2 separate regions of the Mus musculus genome follow, and region 2 is linked to region 1. The links are chromatin loops, found by intact Hi-C in ENCODE. Cell type or tissue: left cerebral cortex. All regions are shown on one strand.

Evidence for each region. Hi-C counts contacts between places; a loop is a spot of excess contacts. Peaks named below come from ENCODE experiments on the same cell type or tissue, not always from the same donor. Only the 100,000 strongest peaks of a DNase experiment are listed, where the experiment ranks them.
Region 2: it touches region 1 in a loop (8-fold over the local background); 20 of 42 quality-filtered maps call a loop at or near these places.

What each region holds. Positions count from the first base shown.
Region 1 is chr10:23,082,300-23,090,299 of GRCm38, forward strand. No RefSeq gene overlaps it. Among named protein-coding and RNA genes, the nearest start is that of Gm24655, 81 kb to the right of the region's middle. In left cerebral cortex, a CTCF peak has its summit at 4,736 (motif pointing right); DNase peaks (open chromatin) are centred at 4,326, 4,723 and 7,148; H3K4me3 peaks cover 581 bases; H3K27ac peaks cover 311 bases.
Region 2 is chr10:23,773,948-23,781,947 of GRCm38, forward strand. It overlaps n-TWcca1 (a tRNA gene), which reads right to left and starts at 3,207; the gene lies at 3,136-3,207. In left cerebral cortex, a CTCF peak has its summit at 3,603 (motif pointing left); a DNase peak (open chromatin) is centred at 3,588.

The DNA.
Region 1 (8,000 bases):
AGCAGGAAGGAGAAAATGTCAAAGATAAGGATATACACACTGGGAAGATGCAGCATAATACCACAGGCAAGGTCCACTAACACAGATCAGCTCAATGGCACGGCTATGGGACCAACACAGGACGCAGTCTCTAGTGTTGCCACAAGCCATGTGTGCCTGGTTTGTATTACCTGGTTCCTGTGCTTGGCACTATAATATGGCTGGACTGGACAGTCCTCAAAGGAGTTAGAGGGATTCTTTGTGTTTCTTTGTTTCTTTTGTCACTTTATTGTCTGACTGCAGCCCCCCTTGCAGCTCCTTCCCCTTCCCTTTCTCCTCTGTGAAGGAGGTCAGCCCCACCCCCAGAATCAGCCCACCCTTGCACATCAGTTACTTCATGACCAGGCTCATCCTCTCCCACTGAGGCCAGACAAGGTGGCTCAGCTAGGGGAACAGAATCCACAGGCAGGCAACAGAGTCAGGAATAGACCTTGCTTCATTTATTGGGGGACCTGCATGAAGGTCAAGCTGCACATCTGCTACCTCTCTCTCTCTCTCTCTCTCTCTCTCTCTCTCTCTCTCTCTCTCTCTCTGTGTGTGTGTGTGTGTGTGTGTGTGTGTGTGTGTGTGTATGTGTGTAGTAGGTCCAGCCCATGCTTGCTCTTGTGGTTCAGTCTCTGGGAGCTCCAAAAGTCCAGGTTAGTTGTCTATTGGTCTTCTTGTGGAGTTCCTATCATCTCCGGTTTCCTCAATCCTTCTCCCAACTAATCCACAAGACTCCCTGAGCTCCATATAATGCTTGGTTATGGGGCTCGGCTTCTGTTTCATTGGCTGCTGGGTGGAGCCTCTCAGAGGCCAGTTATACTAGGCTCCCATCTGCAAGCATAACAGAGTATCATTGATGGCATCAGGGTTTGGTTCTCACCCATAGGATGAATCTCAAGTTGGACCAGTCATTGTTGGCCATTCCCTCAGTTTCTGCTCCATCTTTGTCCCTGCGCATCTTCTAGGCAGGGCACTTTTTGAGTCAAAGGTTTTATGTGTGAGTTGATGACTTTATCCCTCCATAGGGAGTCCTGCCTGGCTAAAGGAGGTGGTCACCTCAGGCTCCATATCTCCCATTGCTAGGAGTCTTAGCTAGAGCCACCTCATAGACTCCTGGGAGCCCCCCCCCCCCATCTCAGGTCTCTGGCATGTCCTAGAGATGGCCCCTGCCCCAGGAGTTAGAGTTAAGAGTTTTTGTTTTTTTATTTTACGTATATGAGAACACTGTACCTGTCTTCAGACACACCAGAAAAGGACAGCAGAATTTATAGATGGCTGTGAGCCACCATGTGGTTGTTGGGAATTGAACTCAGGACCTCTGAGCCATCTTTCCAGACTGGAGTTAGAGTTTTTAAAGTTATCATTGATGCAGAATTCCAAATTTGAAACAAAGTAATTCAGGACTTGAAAAAAAAAGTGTCTTAATGACTGCAAATCTAGAAGGAAGTCAGAGGCAGGGCTCCACAGGCCATTGTCTGTTAGTTCTTGCTGCTTCTGCTGTATGGCAACTGACATGTTGCAAATGAAAATGAGGTCTTCAAATCTAGTCAGCTAAAGCCCCAAAGCCCCAGAGCTCTGGGGTAAAGGACGCAGTTGTCTCATGAAACCGAGGCTGCTCTCTTTGTGTAACACCCTCTTCCCTTTTGTATCCTACACATAGACACACAATAGCTACACCTCTCAGGACTGTGGCACTGCTTAAACATCTGAGATGAGAAGGGTATATGATCATGTCCACCGTGTCCTCTGAAGCTCCTGTTTGTACCTTCACTGTGGAATTTCCTCCAGAGGGCTTTGTTAGCTGTGTTCATTTTACGTCCGTTCCCCTTGGCCTTCAATACAGTGAGTGTCTTCTCCTTTGTGTGTCCTTAGCATTTAGGGTCAGACCTGTTTCAAAAGGTATTTCAGAAGATGAGTGGAGAAATTAAGGAACAGCAAAAACAGATTTCAGCAAGTAAACGCTGGATAAACTGGGGCCACACCCCCTTCTATATACGCTAACTAGGTGACTACAAGTTTCATTTTGGCATGGACTGTCAGGGACTTCAATACATTAAAAATAAATATAAAAAGCCCCCTTTCAAGTATTAGGTAACAAAGAAAATGGAATTTAGAAGAGGGATCCATGAGTCATAAAATTAAGTCACACTCTTCAAGTTTGTCCACAGCCTGAAGATTTCACAGAAAATCTGTGTTCAGTACTAAGAAGGCTAGCCAGTTTCTGATGTCAGGTTATGTAGGTGAGTAAGATAGAAATAGATTCTATTTCATGCTTTTTAGGAAATCTTTTCCTTTCCTCACCATTACTTGAAGAAAAAAAAGCTGCCCCAACATGCACAGACTCCAGTCCATATTTTCAACAGGGAACAAGTGTATTCATTGCTATATAAGAAAATCTAATAAAATAACTTATCTGTTATCTTCTAGTGTATGTATATGCTTACACATGTTTAGAAGCACCCATGTGGTATGGGTGTGTGCACATGTATGTGTGCATGAACATGTGTGTGTTGTATGTACATACATATTTGCAGGTGAATGTGTGTTTTATTATGGTGTATGTGTGAACATACATGAGTGTATGTGAATGTGTGTGTAATATATATATATACATATATATATTTGCAGATGCAAGTGTGTATCATATGCTGTGTGTAAATGTATGTGTGCAAGTGAATGTGTATGCTGTGCATATTGTATGTGTTTGTACATACATGAGTGCATGTGAATCCATGTGCCATGTGTGGGAATGTGGTGTGTGCACACATACATGAGTGCAGGCACAGGCATGTATGTATAAAAGCAAAATGAGATTTCATAAACTTAAGACTGTGCATCTGAAGAAATGAGTAGGTTTGAAAGGACCTTTTCAGAATTGTAGAAAGTACTTATGAAATATATTTCTGATAAGTGATAATCCTCTGGCACACATGAGAAACATCTGTTAGAATTAAATAACAGCAATAATAGAGGCAATCCAATCAAATATGGAGAAAAAGTTTGAAAGCATATTTCTCAAAGAAGACAACTGGCCACAGGTGTCAGTGGAAAGATGCTTAGCATCCTACTAGAGAATTACAGGTCAAAAGCATGATAAGTTCTCACCTCATTAAGACAGCCACTGTCAAAACCCAGAAACTAACAAATGTGTTCAAAGATGCAGAGGACCTGAGATCTCTGTGTCCAGCTGTACACGAACTGTGCAATGGCACAGCTGTGATGCACGGGAAGTGGCATTGTGGCTCCTCCAAAATTACAGATGCATCTAGGACATGTGGAGCCAGGAGCCACACAGTGGAATACACAGCTAGACACACCTGAGGTGGGCCCGGAGAACATACTCTCATACTCTTGTTAATTGTGACTGTATTAGAAGTGAGTCCATGGAAACAACCCCAGTGACTATCAATAGAAAACAGTGGCTGGAGAGATGGCCTGAGTTCTAATCTCCAGGGCATAAGCAAAGAATTATCAGGCACAGTTGCACCTGGGCAAAGACACGGCTGGAGAAGCAGAGACAGAGGCTCACCAGACGTGCTGATCGCGTGCGCACACGTATTTATACATAACACGTATATAGTCAGACAGAGATGGAAATTACCTCATTGCTATGTAGATGCAATAGGCTAATAGACGTAGGCTAAGTGAATAGAAAGATACTGTGTGATTTCATTCATACAGAGTAGCTGAACTATTTATGTCACAGAAACATCACTTAGAGTTGTGGTTGCCAAAGACCAGGGTATGGAGAGGAGAGAACAGATATTTAGCCTGTATAGAATTTCAGTTTTGCAAAGTGAGAGAGTTCTAGATCCACGTTGCGTGACAGTGTGAATATGCTTACTGCCACTAAACAACACATTTAAAAGCAGCATGGTAAGTTTAACACTGAGTGAGTTTTGCCACAATAATAATAATAATAATAATAATAATAAATAATAATAATAATAATAATAATATAGTTGAAGCACTTGTCTTCAGAGCTTCAAAGCGCAGCTTTTGTGCTTCAAGCTGCTTAGTCAGTGATGACTTCAGTTTCACCGAAAAGCACTGGTGATAGATAATAAAGATGACGGGACGTCATACCACCAAGCGCTCACACTTCTCCTCATCTGCTTTGAAGAGTAAATGGGTCCTAAACATGAATTAGCATGTGGCATGTGAAAGGAAAGCAGATTTGGTCCTCTGCCCAGTCCTTCAAGGACAGCTCTGTCCATTCAGCTTGCAAGCCGTTCGTTCTCTGAACAGCAGGCCCTTCACGGTCCATGTTGAGCTCATGCCTACATAAACAACCTTCTCTCAACCGATCCATCCCGTGCTCCAGTTAGAGCACGGCAGCAGCTACAGGCTTGCCCGGAGGGCTCTCTGAACCATTCGCTTTAGATTTGGCTCCATTATCTGGCTCCTTCCTATATGATCACAGCATCTGTTAAAATTCTGTAGAGTCCGAGTGGAGCCACGGAAGCTAAAGCCTTGTGAGGCAAGCAGTAAGGGATGCTGCACATGTCTGATACATCAGCGGCTGGCCAGAAATCGGCACATCCCCATAACCTGCCAGAAATGTAAATTCCAGTGTGCCACCCAGACCATGGGAATCGGAGCCCCCGGAGATGATGCTTACTGTTCTGAACCTTCATGCTTTCCTGTGTGATCCTGCTAAGTCCAGCATCTAAATCTGAATCTAAACCTAAAAATATTAAGAAGTGCGCCAGCAGATGGCAGCATGCGACTGTGTCTGTCTACCCATCGAACTGGTCCTTGAGCAGATTAAATTATTGACAGAAGAAATGTCTGTGTTACTGGCTACTTGGTGAAAAATAAAATGTAGTATTACCTTTGTTTCTAAATATGAAAAAGAAAAAGAATTCTATGAGAGGGCATATTCAAAAGTTAGTTTAAAATAATACATTTTTGGTTGTGAGCTCATTCCTTTAATGGCGGAGCCATCTCTTCGACCATAGAATTCGTGGGAGTGGCCAACCAATGCCTGGTCCAACTTGAGACCCAAGCCTGATACTGCCTGGAAGGTCAGGAACTAGAGGCTGGATAGCCAAGAGACCTAGGATAGAACCGAATGCAGCTGAAAAAAAAAGTCAATGAAAGAATTCCTAGTGATATTCTGCTACACTAGTAGACTAGCGCCTAGCATAATATTATCAGAGAGGCTTCTGATAGCAGCAGATGCAGAGACCCACAGTTAAATTAAACATTACATGGAGCTAGGGGATCCCTTAGAAGAGTGGGGGAAAGATTGTAGGAACCAGAGGAGTCTAGGACACTACAAGAACATGACCTACAGAATCAACTAAGCAGGGTTCATAGAGGCTCACAGAGACTCAACTGACAATCGGGGAGTGTGCGTGGGTGTGACCTAGGCCCTATGCAGATCTGTTGTGGTTGTATAGTTTGGTGTTCTTGTGGGACCCAGAGTGAGTGGGGGCCTCTGACTCTTTTGCCTTCTTTGGAACCCTTGTCTTCCTCTTGGGTTGCCTTGTCCAGCCTTGTGCCTAGTCTTATTGTAGTCTGATATGCTATGGTTGGTTGATATTCCCAGGGAGCCTACCCTTTTCTGAAGGGAAGTTGAGGAGTAGTGGATCTGGGGAAGAGGGGAGGGGAGGGGAAGGCACTAGGAGAAGAGGAGGGAGGAGAAACTCAAGTCAGGATGTAATAAATGAGAGAATAAATAAACTAATTAAAAATAAAACCATATATACATATATAATTATCTACATCTCAAATATGAACATCTGGACATCATTTAATATTGTGTGGTATTCAGATGATAAAATACATGTGTTTGTTCTATTAATTATTCTCTTACTGCTAGAGAGTGAAGACTCATCTCACCCCATCCCTGACCACCCTGCCCATACTTTGGTTTCTAGGTTGCCTGCCTAATTTATACATATGTCTTTGTTTTGAATACTGATCGTGGAAAGTTTATATTCTGAAAAAAAAAAAGTTCTGTGCAGGGTAAGCCAGCTTTCCTTACAGCCCAAGGTACAGACTTGGGAAAGACCTTTTTATGCTGTTAAGTGATTACGTGTCATCTACATGGGTATGGGTTCCCAACAGGGGAATTAGGCTTTCTATATACAGCAGATGATTTCTACCCACAGTAGAGAATACAGAGGCTACCACTTTCTTTCGTGTTTCTTTCTTATTTTCAATCTGTAGTCTCACCAGGAAGCTTCTACTGGCCTTGACCTCATAGCCCTTCTGCAGCTGCCTCCCTAGTGCTGCGATCACAGGTAGCTACTAGCACACCCAGCTGCTCTTAGACACTTTGTGCTCATCAGAAGCTGCAGGGTTTGCTCCTGATCTACAGGGAAGCTTTTTGTGGGCTGCCCTCCATGTGACCTGTGCTAGGTCGGCGAGGTCATGGGTCAACTCTGAGCTTCTTCAGACGGGAAGCAGGAAGACCCTAGGAGGCTCCCTTCAACCTCCTCCATACACTTTAAGCATGGACATTGTTTCTTTTTTCCATATTACTGTATCCTAAGGGGCTCTTCCTGATAAATGGCCTTCTGAGTGACAAGCATAGTAGACAAGGCTGGGTGCCAGTGACAGCCTGCCACCTAAGCTTTGTGCTCTGGGCTTCTTATCTCTCACATCAATTTGTTCCTGTCTGAGATCATAAACCGTCAGGGCAGTACTGCACAGCTGGAACGGGGCATTCATCTTCTCTACCCATCTGGTAAATATATTTTCCTGATGTGATGTTGGCTTCAGCACTGCACTGCTGGGGGGCCACGGGAGCCACTGTCTGCTCCTGATCCTTTCTTGTCTTGAGATCATGTTTCATTGTCTTCCCAAGCCAAAACTACAAGGAGTTTGATCCATGGCCAAATAATATGATTCCGGGACACAGAATGGGATTACTGAAGATAAGGCAGCCCGGCCGAGGGGCGTACCGTAAGAACATGCTTATTAGATTGTGCCCTCTGCAGGGGCTTTCCCCCACCCCTGGCAAGCATGAATGCTGCTAAGCAGACACTTTCTTCTGCTCCTGTTACAATCATAGGTTTGTGTTCACTCCTAAAGTAAAACCCAAAGTGACAGTGGCCCGCTGCCACTCAAGAGCCGCAAGCTGTTGTTAGTTCACTTGGGGACAGGGCCTGCTTTCCAGCTGATGCAGTGCTCCAAGAACGCCAAGTGGCAACTCCTGTGCTCTCACAGGTGCAGGCTATTTCTTCCTGAATGAATCACCAGTTCTCCTCTTAGCTCTTTGTGGCACTCAGGGCTGCTTACCTCAGAACCACCAGAAGCGACAGAGTCTCACACTTCGTCCCAAACATCCTTGATGCGCTTTAGGGCACTGCTCTCTGAATATGGTCATGATCTAGCTCTGAAACAGAGCTCAGGGACTTACCTTTGGAAGAAGCTTGGAAAGCAAAGGCATTGTCAACAGTTGAAGACCAAGGGTGATTGTTTAAATAAAGCCAACATGCAAAGGCAAGGACTGCATATATCCAACCACTGTTAAAGATTTACTCATCCTATCTGTATCCATAGATTTTGTTAAGTCCACAGGTTCAGCTAACTGCACATGGAAAACAGCCTACTCAATATACATTCCATTCATACCCAATGTGGACAGATATTTTTCTTGTCATTATTCACTAAGTAATCTACTGACATGGCACGTGTGTTGTGTTAGGCACCAACAGTAATGTAGAAATGATTTCAAGTACAGAAGGGCATGTGCAAGCTATATGACAATACTATACCACTTATGGGAGGGACATAGCATCTTTAGGTTCTGGTATTCCAGGAGAAGAAGTGCAGTAAGCAATCCTCTCAGCTTAATGACTCTTCAAGAAGACAGAACTGGTCTTGCAATTTCTTTACAGAAGTGGTCAATGCCAGTAAACACACCCCCAAATCTCCCAAAACTATACAAACAGTAAGTGCAACGATGAAGAATGCTATGAGGGTTTATTGTATTGCGTTTCAATGGCATGACACTTGTATTC
Region 2 (8,000 bases), 690 kb after region 1:
CATGCCATGGTGCATGTGGAGGTCAGAGGCCAACTCGCAGAGGTCAGTTCCCTCCTTCGAGCACGTGAGTCCCGGGCACGGAACTCTGGCCATTGGCCTTAGTGGAATGATCGAGCCTTCCTGCCAGCCTTCATTTTGTTTTTTAAATAGTTATAAAGAAAAAAAATCCTACAGAAATAATAAAGCATTGTGCTATGTAGGGTCTGTGTGGTGTTCTGTATAATGCTGTGCAGAGGACCAGAGCTCCCAGTGGTCACAGTCAGCTCTTAACAAGCATGTGAGCTCCAGGGGCACAAAGCCATAGTCGAGAGCTGAAGCCACGTGTGGGGATCTGAACAGGCACAAACTCTCACGAGGCAGAGCAGTTTCCCATAATCGTCCTAAACAGTCTTTAGAGCAGATTCTATGGACCCCTCAGGACTGGGACCCTAATAAAGTCCATGCCTATGAAAGCTATTTATAAACCTTTTTTGAGAAGGTTACACAAATATATTGTCTCAAGCACTGTGTAAATAATAGTTGTAACATACTCCTCTGGGGCTATCTGAGTTTTAACAGATCTGAAAACTATCTTTATATAGGTTATGTTTTGTCAAAACATAACCCAATGATATTATTTTAAGGTATTATATATATATACATATATACATATATATACATATATACATATACATATATACACATATATATATACACATACATACATATCCACTACAATAATTCTGTATCATCAGATAACCACTACCATTTATGCCCCAGATACTGAACCAAATACTACATAATAACATCCCAGCTATGTCTCATAGAACACTGGAAGACAACTATTATCTTCACCATCTTAAATAAAAACATTGGATTCCTAGAAATTGAACTCTGTTGTCTCACAACGGCAAAATGGTAAAATCAGGACTTGTAGCTTTGATTGTAAAGCCAATGTGTGCCACAAGCAGCTAGGCAGACAGCCATAAGGAAAGACAGACATACAACACATAGATATTTTTAATACAATTTAATTCCCCTCTCCAAGGCACCACGTTTCAAGTGGACTGTTGCAAACAATGTAAGAATTGCCTGAGAACTGATCTGAAGCCCCGGGATGAGCCCTACAACTACCAAGAATCTTTTATGCAATAGGCCAACTTAAAAGTCCATGAAAACTGTTACCAGTGCCTTTGTCACAGTTAATTGCTGAGGAGACCTGGCATATGTAAAAGGAAAGTGAAGTAATAGGTTTTAAGATCATATATGCCCCACAGTATTTATAGAGCCCAGAATAAACCTCTGACTACATTATTAAACATCCGTGGTTTTCACTTATTCAAGCTTACACTCGACTCATTATTTCTTGTATATTAACCCTGCCAGTGATATAAGCCACCAAGTAATACCTTCCAAGCCCACTTTCAGGACTGTAGTGAACCCATAAATGCTATATTTATGTATGTGATAGCTTCTGCTTTTGATGGAAAATGAATTAGCATACTAATAAAATGTTCTGTCTAGTACACACAGTCAATGTATGTCATTATAAAAGGCTGCTTTCTCAAAATAGGATTTTAAAAAGCAATCATTGCTCAGATCAAATAATAAGTAGACATGAGGAAATTAAAGTTCAAATGTTAATTCAAATGAGTAAAATAAATCCGTCTTTTAAAGGTAACACTTGAAGACATAATATTGAAACAGGACTTGAGGCTGGGGTATAGCTTGCCTAACACATGTGTTGTAGGGTCTTATTGCTATGAAGAGATACCATGACCAAGACAACTTTTATGAAGGACAACATTTAATTTGGGCTGGCTTACAGGTTCTGAGGTTCAGTCCATTATCATCATGGTAGGAAGCATGGCAGTGTCCAGGCAGGCATGGCATGGGAGGAGCTGAGAGTTCTACATCTTGTTCTGAAGGCAGACAGAAGACTGTCTCCCATGTGGCTAGAAGAAAGGTCTCAAAGTCCACCCCCACAGTGGCACACTTCTTCCAACCAGGGCACACCTACTCTAACAAGGCCACACCTCCTAATGGTACCACTCCCTGGGTCAAGCATTTTCAAACCACTACAACATACAAGGTGGTCTTCTAATAACAACTTTGTTTAGTCAGTTAGTTAGTTAGTTAGTTAAATAGGTAGTTAAGGGGAGACGGCATTTGCAAAGGTGAGTTTCTCCTTCTACCATGTGTTTCCCAGGATCAATTAGGTCGTCAGACACAGTAGCCATCATTAAACATAGAGTCTCTCAATACACAAGAACATAAAATTTTAAAATGAAGATAAAGGTGGCTTTCCAATACCTGCCCCCTTTTTAATACAGACATCCAGAAAATATCTATGTGGGCCTTCATTTTCTCCTCTTAGCCAATAAATTTTATTTTCCAGAAACTCATCCGGCAACTGGTCAAAATTAATGACAAAAACAAAGAAAGGTTAGAAAATCTTTGCACATAAGACATATGTGCTTACTTACATGTGCACTTTACAGTGTTCCAGTGCATATATAGTATAGTGGTTCTCAGACTTCCTACTCCTACAGCCCATTAATACAGTTTCTCATGTGGTGACCCCAAGCTTCAATGTATTTAGTTACTACTTCATAACTGAAATTTTGCTAGTGTTATGAATTGTAATTTAAATATCGGATTGCAGGATGTCTGATGTTGGGGTTATAACCCACAGGCTGAGCTGCTGATACAGAGTGATATTGAGTATGGATGTAAATATACATGTTGACTCCCCAAAAAGAGGTACAAACAGCCTGCCAGCACAAGGCCAGTGACTTTCTAGCCTGCTGCTGTTTCCTGGCTCTGTTAACACAAATGTGCATCGATCACTCACACCATATCTGCATGCCTACCTACCTGAGATCCAAGTCCCTACTAATCATAATAATATCTCCTTAAACTTCTGAGAAGAAGTAAAGACCAACATCTCTTTTTTTTTTTTTAAAGATTTATTTATTTATTATATGGAAGTACATTATAGCTGTCTTCAGACACTCCAGAAGAGGGAGTCAGATCTCGTTACGGATGGTTGTGAGCCACCATGTGGTTGCTGGGATTTGAACTCTGGACCTTCGGAAGAGCAGTCGGGTGCTCTTACCCACTGAGCCATCTCACCAGCCCCCAAACAGGTATTCATGACCCCGACGTGATTTGAACACGCAACCTTCTGATCTGGAGTCAGACGTGCTACCATTGTGCCACGAGGTCACTCCAACATCTCTTATTCTTAGAAAATTACCAGTCTATGAAAACAGAGATTAAAGCTCCCACCGCTATAGAGCTATGCACGGCTTTCTAAATCTCATAAAAAGCTCAGCATCTGACCCATTTCATTTTTACAGGGAAGGAGGTCCTGTTACCCTGAAAAATACACAGAAAAATATGTGCAGTGTTTAGAGGCATTGAGCAATCCTACTTTGTGTTTTCTTTCTACATACCCTACACAGGAACACGGGGCAGTTCTCTGCTCCACACACCTGCTGTGGAGACTCTATCAGTCACCCCCACCCCCACCCCCAGTCCGACCCTACCCCATGCCTTTTCAAAGGGGATGGAAACTTTTTTAACTGCTGAAGCAATGCTGCCACCTTCTGTTCACTATGTAGAACGTAATAAAGTTATTCTCAAAAGGATTATGAGAAACTCTTTTCAATATGACAATGCCATGATAAGTTTGTTTTAAGTTTTATATTTTTAGGCTGTATTCTAGAGATGTTTTAGAATCTTTATCTAAACCCAGCAGGACAGACATCATTCAGGGCTTGAGGTGGCACCATCTCAGACACCTCAGGCCTTGATAACCCCACCCAAAAATCCCTACTCCCTGCAGCATGCATGGCTTCTTGCTTGAGTAGTTTTATTCCATTTCTGCAGACACCCCACATTTCTGGCATTTTATAAGTCCTGAGGTCTCCATCAACCTCTGGTCCTACTTTCATAATGTCGTGCATAGCCGATAGCCCATGCAGGAGCTCCACACAAAGAATATGACCCTGATACACATTGCCTGGTCTCATTGGTTGTTTTTGTTTGTTCTGGGACCTTCTTGATGCAAGTCTCACTGATGCTGTAACTTTTGCATTCTGAGTGCCTGCGAAAACAGCACCGTTGTCTTTTCTTTGGAATATTGTTCTGATCAATATTTCAACCATTTCTGCTTCCTAACATGTTGAGATGTAACAGCAGTGCTACAAGCAGAACCTGTGCTACGGAGCCTTGATCACCATGATGGTCCATGTCCTTGCAAACTCTGAGTCAAAGTTACTTAAGTCACTTCTGTCCGATACTTTATCACAATGAAGGTAACTAATACAAAAAATGGGGTGGGGTGGGGTAGGGTACCAAAATGGGGGGCCATGGCTGTGAGGTATGTGGGCAGATTTGTACATGTTTGAGATGTTTGCAGGAGGAATGAGGGGGGAGTTAGGAGGTATGGGCTACCAAAAGCCCTAAAAGAAACCCCATAGCCCCTGAATATTCGGCAGGAGCTACAGTTTGTGGACTGCTTGCTGAGTGGTAGTCCTAGTCTATGCTGGGCATCCTCCTGCCTCTTAGTTTTATAATAGGAATGTTTGCTATGTGCTACTGGTTCTGCTGACGGTGACTCTTGATTTTACTGGGACTCACAGTTACAAAGATTGCCTTGAGTGGAACATGCTGACACAACTTTTTAAAGAAATTTTATTGGTTATTTATTTACATTTTAAATGTTATCCCTTTTTCCTGTTTCCCCTGGGCAAACCTCCATCCCACCCCCTCCCCGTGCTTCTATGAGGGTGCTCGGCCACCCACTCCCACCTCCCCACCCTGGCATTCCCCTACACTGGGGCATCCAGCCTTCACAGGACCAAGGGCCTCTCCTCCCATTGATGCCTGACAAGGCCATCCTCTGCTACATATGCGGCTGTCGCCATGGGTCCCACCCTCCATGAGTACTCTTTAGTTGGTGGTTTAGACCTTGGGAGCTCTGTGGGGGTCTAGTTGGTTGATATTGTTGTTCTTACTATGGGGCTGCAAACCCCTTCAGTTCCTTCAGTCCTTCCTCTAACTCCTCTACTAGGGACCCTGTGCTCAGTCCAATGGTGGGCTGAAAGCATCCATATCTGTATTGGTCAGGCTCTGGCAGAGCCTCTCAGGAGACAGCTATATCAGGCTCCTGTCAACTTTTAATCCCTGCACTCAGAAGGAAGGGGCAGGCAGATCTTTATGAGCTGGAAGACAGCCTGGTCTACAGTGAGTACCAAGCAAGCCAAGGCTACATAGTATCTCAAAACAAGATGAAAATTGTCTTGAATCTTAGAAAAGAATGGGCTTTAGAGTTTATCTGTTTTGAAACCAGGTCTCCCATAGACCATCCACAAACTTGTTACATGGCGAAGATTAACCTTGAACTTCTGAGACCCCTGACTCCCACCTGAAGCTGTCCGGCTTTGTCTTAAGTCTTGTATTGTGTGTTCTTTTGTTAGCTCAAGGCCAGCTTGGGAAACCAGAGTCTGTCTCAAAAACAAAACAAAAAATACACTTGAGTTTTGAATATTAAATGAAAAAAAAAAGTTTAAAACGACTGAGTTGTAAACGCAGTCAGAGTCTGCAATGGGAAATCTTAGACCTAAAGCTTTAAGCAAGAACAAGTGTCTTTTCCAAGGAAAAATGGGAATGTCCAAGTTTGGTCAGGTCATACAATTACCTGCAGAAAATAAGCCAACCAATGATGAGAGGCAGGGCAGCCATCCCTGAGAACGAACTGCCTACAGTTCCCATCTAGTTTTACTTCAGGTTTATTTTAGGTGACAGCATTAAAGGCCCTCCCTGAGATGCAATTCTAAGAATTATTGTAATCGTTAGCTCTAACTGCTTGACACTTGTGTCATTTTGCTTAAAGCTAACTTTGAGAGGGATCGCAATAGATATAACCCTCTAGCACATAGTTAGTCTCTGATAAATCCTAGGATTACGAGTCCCCTTTGTTCTATACTCTCTTCAAAAAACTAAAATTAAGCATAGAACAATATAATTCCTTAGCAAAATGTCATGATAAAGGATGTATGCCCCTGCCTGATTATCTAGCTGCTGTTATCAAGAAAGAAATACAAACTCCACATTTCAGAATCATAGAGCAAAGTTAAAACGGCCCTTGCTCAACTGTTCAGCACTTTATGTCCATATCATATATACGTTGAAAAGTGTAAGAAATACCATCTGGTGGTTCATTTTCTTTTTTCTTTTCCTTTTTTTTTTTTTTTTTAGGTTTGTTTTTTTAAGTTTTTTCGAGACAGGGTTACTCTGTGTAGTCCTGGCTGTCCTGGAACTCACTCTGTAGACCAGGCTGGCCCTGAACTCAGAAACCTGCCTGCCTCTGCCTCCCAAGTGCTGGGATTAAAGGCGTGCACCATCACTGCCCTGAGGGTGGTTCATTTTCTAAGGAACCCCCAGCCAGCTTTGGTCCAAAATGACCCTTGCTAATGCCTACTAGTCTAACTATTTCCCACCCACCCAAAACCAGAGTTTAGAGTCAAAAACTACTAAGAGTTAAGCTTACCTGCAAAGTCATTAGCTGATAAACCTTAAAATAAACAGGATGTAAAACAAGAAATAACATAGTCAATGTTTCTACTGTGAAACAAACAAACAAAAAAAATGTAAATTCCACAGGGAAGAATGGGATCTTGGTTGCATTTAAGGTTGTCTCTTGTGATTCCTCAGTGATGAGAGAAGGGACAAGAGTCATGTGTTTGCTTCAGAAACTGTTCTCTGTGCTACATTGCCACACCCGCTCTTCTGGGCTGATGCCTGAGTGTGCAGAGTTGCAAAATAAACTGTCTCCAATGCTAATATGAGGTGAGGATCTCCATTTCTCACAGACTCCCCCCGCCCCCCAATTTAAGTAAAGTTTTTGTTTTAGTGTTTCATTGCTGTGAACAGACATCATGACCAAGGCAACTCTTATAAAGGACAACATTTAATTGGGGCTGGCGTAGAGTTTCAGAGGTTCAGGCCATTATTTTCATAGTGGGAAACATGGCAGCGTTCAGGTAGATATGGTGCTAGAGGAGCTGAAAGTTTTACACCTTGATTCAAAGGCAGCCAGTTAGAAGGTCCTCTTTCCACTGGGTGGAGCTTGAGCACCAGAGCCTCAGAGGCCACACCCACAATGACATAAGTCCTCCAAGGAGTCCTCCTAATGGTGTCCCTTCCCAGGCCGAGCATGTTCAAAGCACCACAGCATTATAAATATCAATGTATAATTCTGTCTTTCTTAAATAAATGTTCGCATTTCTCACACAAGCTGGCTTTTAAAACTTTTATTTTTAATTGACAAAGATTAATGGTGGATGCTTGAAATTTAATGAGAGCTTTTCATCTAAGTCTAGCCAAGGTTCAGAGAACTGAATCAGCATACACACTGCCTTCCTGTTTCTGCTCCTAACTCCACATCTCCAAGCCTTGTGAGGAGAGTTCAATTATACAAGTAGGGAATTATATTTTACTGCCCTGAAATTTTCTCTTAGCATAGTAACTACCATACACATCTGGGCTAGAAATGATCGAGCTTCTTCAATAAGAGGTTGGAGAAAGCAGCTGTGTGGGCTCTATTCAATGGCATTCAAGCAAATCTGATAATACTCAGCTTCCTGCTTACTTTCAACTTGTGTTCTAGTAGCAAAGGAAGAAAATCGGTAAAAGGAACAAAGAAAAATTTTAACTAGTTATCATGGCCCAAACACTTCTTTTTGCCTTTCCTGCCTTTTTTCTCCTAATTTTTTAGTATTAACTTTTAATTTTAACTTTAAGAATTGCAGAGCTGGGGAGATGGGTCAGTGGTTAAGAGCACCTGTTGCTCTTCCAGAGGATCTGGGTTTATTACCCACATGGCAATGGACAACCATGTATGCTTAACTCTGGTTCCAGAGACTCCAATGCCCTCTTCTGGCCTACATGGACTCCAGGCAAGCACATGACACACAAACATGCAGGCAAAATACCTAAAGTAAAAATAAACA